Regions from separate parts of the Homo sapiens genome. Here region 1 is linked to region 2. Evidence: read pairs that join two places in POLR2A ChIA-PET (ENCODE). Cell type or tissue: A673. All regions are shown on one strand. Each heading gives the region's core, and the rest is flanking DNA. Links, peaks and the distances in the headings are about the cores only. Region 1 overlaps METTL17 (methyltransferase like 17). Region 2 overlaps HNRNPC (heterogeneous nuclear ribonucleoprotein C).

The links. ChIA-PET counts read pairs that join two places held together with the same protein. Peaks named below come from ENCODE experiments on the same cell type or tissue, not always from the same donor. Only the 100,000 strongest peaks of a DNase experiment are listed, where the experiment ranks them.
Region 1: POLR2A ChIA-PET joins it to region 2 with 23 read pairs; 2 of 35 experiments call an interaction of 5 or more read pairs at or near these places.

The regions. Positions count from the first base shown.
Region 1 is chr14:20,995,811-20,998,725 of GRCh38, reverse strand. METTL17 (methyltransferase like 17) reads right to left here. Exons shown (of 14, transcript NM_022734.3): 11 at 2,775-2,825; 12 at 2,434-2,517; 13 at 2,015-2,199; 14 at 1,691-1,941. The coding sequence ends at 1,836. It overlaps LOC101929718 (a long non-coding RNA gene), which reads left to right. Exons shown (of 4, transcript NR_110139.1): 2 at 912-1,046; 3 at 1,516-1,894; 4 at 2,396-2,889. Among named protein-coding and RNA genes, the nearest start is that of SLC39A2, 2.0 kb to the left of the region's middle. RefSeq lists an enhancer at 1,398-2,597. In A673, for the core only: no CTCF peak of the experiment used is centred there; no DNase peak of the experiment used is centred there.
Region 2 is chr14:21,259,711-21,262,625 of GRCh38, reverse strand. All of the region lies in intron 2 of HNRNPC (heterogeneous nuclear ribonucleoprotein C), which reads left to right. Among named protein-coding and RNA genes, the nearest start is that of HNRNPC, 8.3 kb to the left of the region's middle. In A673, for the core only: no CTCF peak of the experiment used is centred there; no DNase peak of the experiment used is centred there; H3K27ac peaks cover 738 bases.

The DNA.
Region 1 (2,915 bases), core at 171-2,670, 260 kb after region 2:
GAGAGGAATGAGTTGAGATGTCTGGTATTACAACATTTATACTGTTACAACTTCTAACTGTGCCTGTTTCCTGGTAAGAACTGTGGAAAAAAAGACATTTAAGGTTTAAGACAAAGGAAGCTGCTCTAGCCCTGAAACAGCAAGGCTTAGGGGAAAACAGAAATGAACTGAGTGAATGGGAGGATTCTACCTGGATATAGAGAGGTGGGGGTAGAAGATTCAGTTCTGATGGGAATCACTCTTGATGGAAATGTCTGGGGCATTTCCCATACATACTCTAGGGTAGCTGAGGGACCCTGGGAAAGACAGAAGGGAAGGCGTTAGTACAAGAGGCCAGGCAGCTGCTGATTCCCCTATTCAGGTGGCCCACATAACAACCCTGAGACCTGTTGAGCCAGTTCTCAGAGCTCTGGAGGCAGCTTTCCTTGCTACTCCAGATTATTTTCCTAGGGAAGTCCTGGCCTCTGGTAGAAGCAGTATTCTTACAGTGTTACTGGATGATTCTTACAGTGTTACTGGTCCTGCTGCTTGTTCTTGTGGTCCGGTAATGAGATGCAGACAGACAGACTGGGAAAGACGGGAGTTTATTTCTGCAACTGATTACAGGGAGGTCGGAGTAGCACACCAGACCAACTCAAAGTTACAAGCTTTTCTTTAGCTTTTATATACAATTCAAGCTCTATGACTACCTGCGGGAATGTTTCCTAATTAATCTAAACTAGGGGTCTGCAGGTAGAAGTTTTTTTTTTGTTTTTTAGAAACAAAGCAATAAACGATTTGATTTAGAAATAAAACCATTCCCATTATTGCAGCATTATCATCAGTCACTGATTGCTAATGCTGTTTACGCTTCTTTTTCCCTGGGATGTCTGAACCTGGCAACTTTTCTTCCTGTTCTTCTATTTTCTTAGCAAACCCACATCAAGGGTGTCTGTTCGCGTTTGAAATTCATCGGCACCAGAAAGAGCTAACATGTTGGCAGTATCTAGAAAACCATCAACATGAGCATGGGACAGTTCGCTTTGCAGCTGATCCCACCATAGTGAGTGAGTACTTGCAGACAGAAGTTTCTTAATCTTAAGTTGGTCCTGGGATGGGTTGTATGTGCAGGAATGCTTTTATCACTCAGCTAGATCTGAGGTAGAGAAAGTATAGGTGGGGCTTTAAAGGGCTTGCTTTTTTTGTATTCTGGCTTTCGTACTCAGGCACCAGTTTCCCCCGATTCCTTATCCATTTTTCTTGCTTCTGCTTTAATGTTTAACTTGTACATTCATCATTATAGCAAAGGGCTTATGGAAATCTGGTTTTTCTACTTCTGCTTTAATGATCAGCTTACACATTCATCATTACAGCGAAGAGCTTATGGAGCTCTGAACTGCCACAATAGGAGAGGGCGAGCTTGAGATTTGTGTGGGAAGCCTGGCACCAAAAATCTGAGGAAGCTCTTCATTACAGGATAGGCCAGGATAATTAACTATACCTTTTACATGTTTTTTTTTTTTTTTTTTTTTTAAGGGAGGACGTCTTGCTCTGTTACCTATGCTGAAGTGCAGTGTTACAATCAAAGTTCACTGTAGCCTTAACACCTGGGCTCAAGTGATCCTCTTGCCTCAGCTTCCTGAGTGGCTGGAAATGCAGACACATGCCACCGTGCCCAGCTTCTACACTTTTTAAGAATCACAAAATCCACTTCCATTCTTCAAAAATTTATTATTTATTATTAAAAATCTCAAACAAACACAGACATATGGGGATACCAGCATTCCCCTCCTGGATACCAGGCAGCTTCAGCCCTGGCAGGCACGATAGAAGAAAATACTTGTTACACATCCTCATCAACTCTCAGAGGGATCCTGAGCCGTAGATGGAGGAAACGCAGACGGAGTAAGCACAGGTAAAAGATCTCCCCAGGAGCTGACACGGGCACAACGATACAAATCCCTGTGGAAACAGATGCTGGCGTGGGCTGCAGCTTCCTGCCACATCCCACTGATTTTGGTCACACCCCCCATACCTGCCGTGCCGGCGGGCTGTGAGCACAGCATGCTGCATGTGCCCATCTGGACAGCACAAGTGACAATGCACATGGCGAGGCCGTTTAAGGACAGGCTGAGTGATACGGGGCCAGCGATGAGCCTCCTCTGGAGACCCCCGAGCAAGGATCACCATAGAGAACTTTTCTTCCTTTGGTTTCTTGTTCTAAGATAAGGAACATAGAGACTGTTTAGAAGAAAAAGATATGGGAAAAAAGTTTGTACAGTCCCTTCTTCCCCATTCCTGCAGTCCTTTTTTACAATGTATAAATCATATACATGTAGGCCCTAAAGTCTCCAGGCTATTCTACAAATTATCCAACTCCTCCTAACTCTGATTCTTTTTCTTCCTGTTTTTCCAGGATGTTTGCTTCCTGCTGCAATATCCCCAGGTACCTACCCAGCTGAAGGGGATGGGATGGTACGCCTGTGAGAAGCTACAGGCCAGGTTGGTCAACTGGGGACAAGGGAGTTCATGGGGACACTGTGAACACATAAAAAAATGAGGTAAGACAAAAGAGCCATCAATCACAAAACTTAAAAACTGAGAATAATAGAGTCAAAAGGGGCCAGGGAGAAGGGAGGACAGGAGCAGTGGGTAGGAAGAGCCAGGGGAATCATTAGGTAGGAACTGGATAGGAACACAAAGTAGTGGAGAGTGGCTTAGCTTTACCATCTTACATTTCCCGGCCACGCCTAAGTTCAGATCCGTGTGGTGGGACAGGCAGAAGTAATACTCACCGGGGCAAAGACAAAACCAGGTCGAGGGTCCAAAGGTGACTTCTCTTTTCCCTGAAATCAAAGGAAATAAAAGAAATAAAGCTGGGCCAAGGGTCTATTTTCATAATTCAATCTCTGCACTCAGTAAACTGAGGACTCCTT
Region 2 (2,915 bases), core at 144-2,643:
AGATGCACACCCTTCCTGGGTGATGGTAAGAGGTGTGAGGTCCACTTGGATTCATTACAAAGACTAGGAAATAAACCCGTTTAACAGTTTAGCTGATGTGTATAGGTCATAGCATCTGGAAGTGTTTGAAACTTTTGTGTGTGCATCTTGAGGTGTTTCCCAAGGGGGACCACCTCAGTTATTTGTAAACTAATGGAATAATATGAGTTGCTAATTAACTTGGGCTGATTAGAACATTTTGGATACTTGGAAAGAGCAGCTGAAGTTTAAAATGAAAGTGGCTTGTTTTAATGATTAGCAACAAGAAAACATATTGGGGAGTCCCTTTTTTTAGATTGTTACAAATCAGTAAACATTTTCTGTCATTTAACATATTCCTTGGGTTTGTGACATTTTTGGATTATATTCTATTTAGACTTTTTATCTCATTAATATTTCACAAGAGTCAAACCATAGGAGATACAACATAATATTAAAATGCTGTCTCACTGGAGGGCTTTTAAAAATTTGAAAAAAGGTAGGCTTTTTGACCTCACAAAGCAGGGAAATCTGTTTAACCTCTACATCCAAATTAGGAACTGTCTAAGGCTGACCCCTTTTACAGTGGTGACTCAAGACCCAGCTAGATTTTGGGAATTCTAATGTGAATTCATAGAGTTCTAATGCTAGATTAGGAACTCTAATGTGTTCTGATGTTAAGAAGGAGTGTATTCTGTGTTATTCACAGGAATGGTGTAGAGATTAGTAAAGATGTGGATAGCCAAAGAGAAGTTGAGCAACCCGTAGTATTTTACTCACTGCAGCAAAATGTTTTGATAACCATTTTAGAGTTGCTCTGATAGGTTTCAAGCTGGGAGATAATTAGATTTTATTTTAAAATATTTCTATTTTTTGTAGAGACAGGGTCTCGCTATGTTGTCTAGGCTGGTCTTGAACTCCTGGGCTCAAGCGATCCTCCTGCCTTGACACCCCCAAAGTGTTGACATTACAGGCATGAGCCACTGCACCTAACCTGGAATAATTTTTTGAAGGCATATTCGGTACTGTTGTACTAGGGTAAATCACAAACTTGCCCCCTTATACCATACTCGGATGAAAAGTGAAATCTAGTTAAAGTGAACACCAGAGGTACACTCAAAACAGAATGGGAGAAAAAGCAAAAGATTCCTGGAAGTTATCTAGAAAAAGAATGGGAATCTTTATTTTTTAAATAAGTGCAAGTTTTATTGATGCTCTCTATTGTATGAGAGCTATTTTTTCTTCTTTGCTGCTGTCAGTGTACGGAAGCTGTTCACTATAGGTTCAGTTTGATTTATTCCTTGTTAATTCTACAAATTTATTATTTTTATGGGACATGTTGTGTTTGGGGATATAAAAAATAGTTTATTATGTTTAAGGGCTTCGCAGCTTAGTGAGGGAGACACATGAATGAAATAATGTCCATATATGATGAGAGGTAAACACATATCCTATAGAAGCATGCCAAAATAAGCTGGGGGCGTTGGTACCTGCCTGTAAGCCTGTAGTCACAACTAATTGGAAGGCTGAGGCAGGAGGGTCCCTTGGCCCAGGATTTGAGAGACTGTAGTGTGTGATGTGATTATCCACTGCACTCCAGGCTGGGCAACATAATGAGACCCCATCTTTTTTTTTTTTTTTTTTTTTGAGACAGTCTCGCTCTGTTTCCCAGGCTGGAGTGCAGTGGTGCCATCTTGGGTCACTGCAACCTCCACCTCCCGGGTTCAAGCGATTCTCCTGCCTCAGCCTCCCGAGTAGCTGAGACTACAGGCACGGACCACCATGCACGGCTAATTTCTGTATTTTTAGTAGTGACGAGGTTTCACCATGTTGGCCAGGCTGGTCTCAAACTCCTGATCTCATGGTCTGCCCGCCTCGGCCTCCCAAAGTGCTGGAATTACAGGCATGAGCCACTGCACCTGGCCTTAAATTTTTCTATTTTTAGTAGAGACAGGGTTCAGTAGAGATGCCATGTTGGCCAGGATGGTCTCAAGTTCCTGACCTCAGGTGATCCACCCGCCTCAGCCTCCTGAAGTTTTGGGATCACAGGTGTGAGCTGCCGCACCCAGCGAGACCCCATCTCTTTTTAAAAAAAGAAAGCATGCAGAAATGGTTACCTAACTAACCCTGAGAGGTCAGGGAATCCTTTTTTTATTATTTTTATTTATAACTTTAAATTTATAAATTTATTCCTTCTACCTTAATCACATAAAGGGATTTTTTTTTTTTTTTTTTTTTAAATAAGACGGAGTCTCGCTCTGTCACCTAGACTGGAGTGCAGTGGTGTGATCTTGGCTCACCACAACCTCTGCCTCCTGGTTTCAAGCAGTTCTCTGTCTCAGCCTCCCGAGTACCTGGGATTACAGGCACCTGCTACTATGCCCGGCTAATTTTTTTTTTTTTTTTTTGAGATGGAGTCTTGTTCTGTTGCCCAGGCTGGAGTGCAGTGGCACGATCTCGGCTCACTGCAAGCTCTGCCTCCCAGGTTCACGCCATTCTCCTGCCTCAGCCTCCCAAGTAGCTGGGACTACAGGCGCCCGCCACTACGCCCGGCTAATTTTTTTGTATGTTTAGTAGAGACGGGGTTTCACCGTTTTAGCCGGGATGGTCTCGATCTCCTGACCTCGTGATCCGCCCGCCTCGGCCTCCCAAAGTGCTGGGATTACAGGCGTGAGCCACCGCGCCCGGCCCACCTGACTATTTTTTATTGTTTTTTTTTTTTTTTGGTGGAGACAGGTCTCATTTTGTTTCCCAGGCTGGTCTCAAAAACTCCTGGAAGATTTTAATTTTTAGGAATGTCTTTCTAATAACAGTATGGAAATGGTGTAGAGGAAATGAGATTGGAAGTAGGAGATTAATAAAGGAGATATTAAAATCCAAGAAAGAATAACGACCTG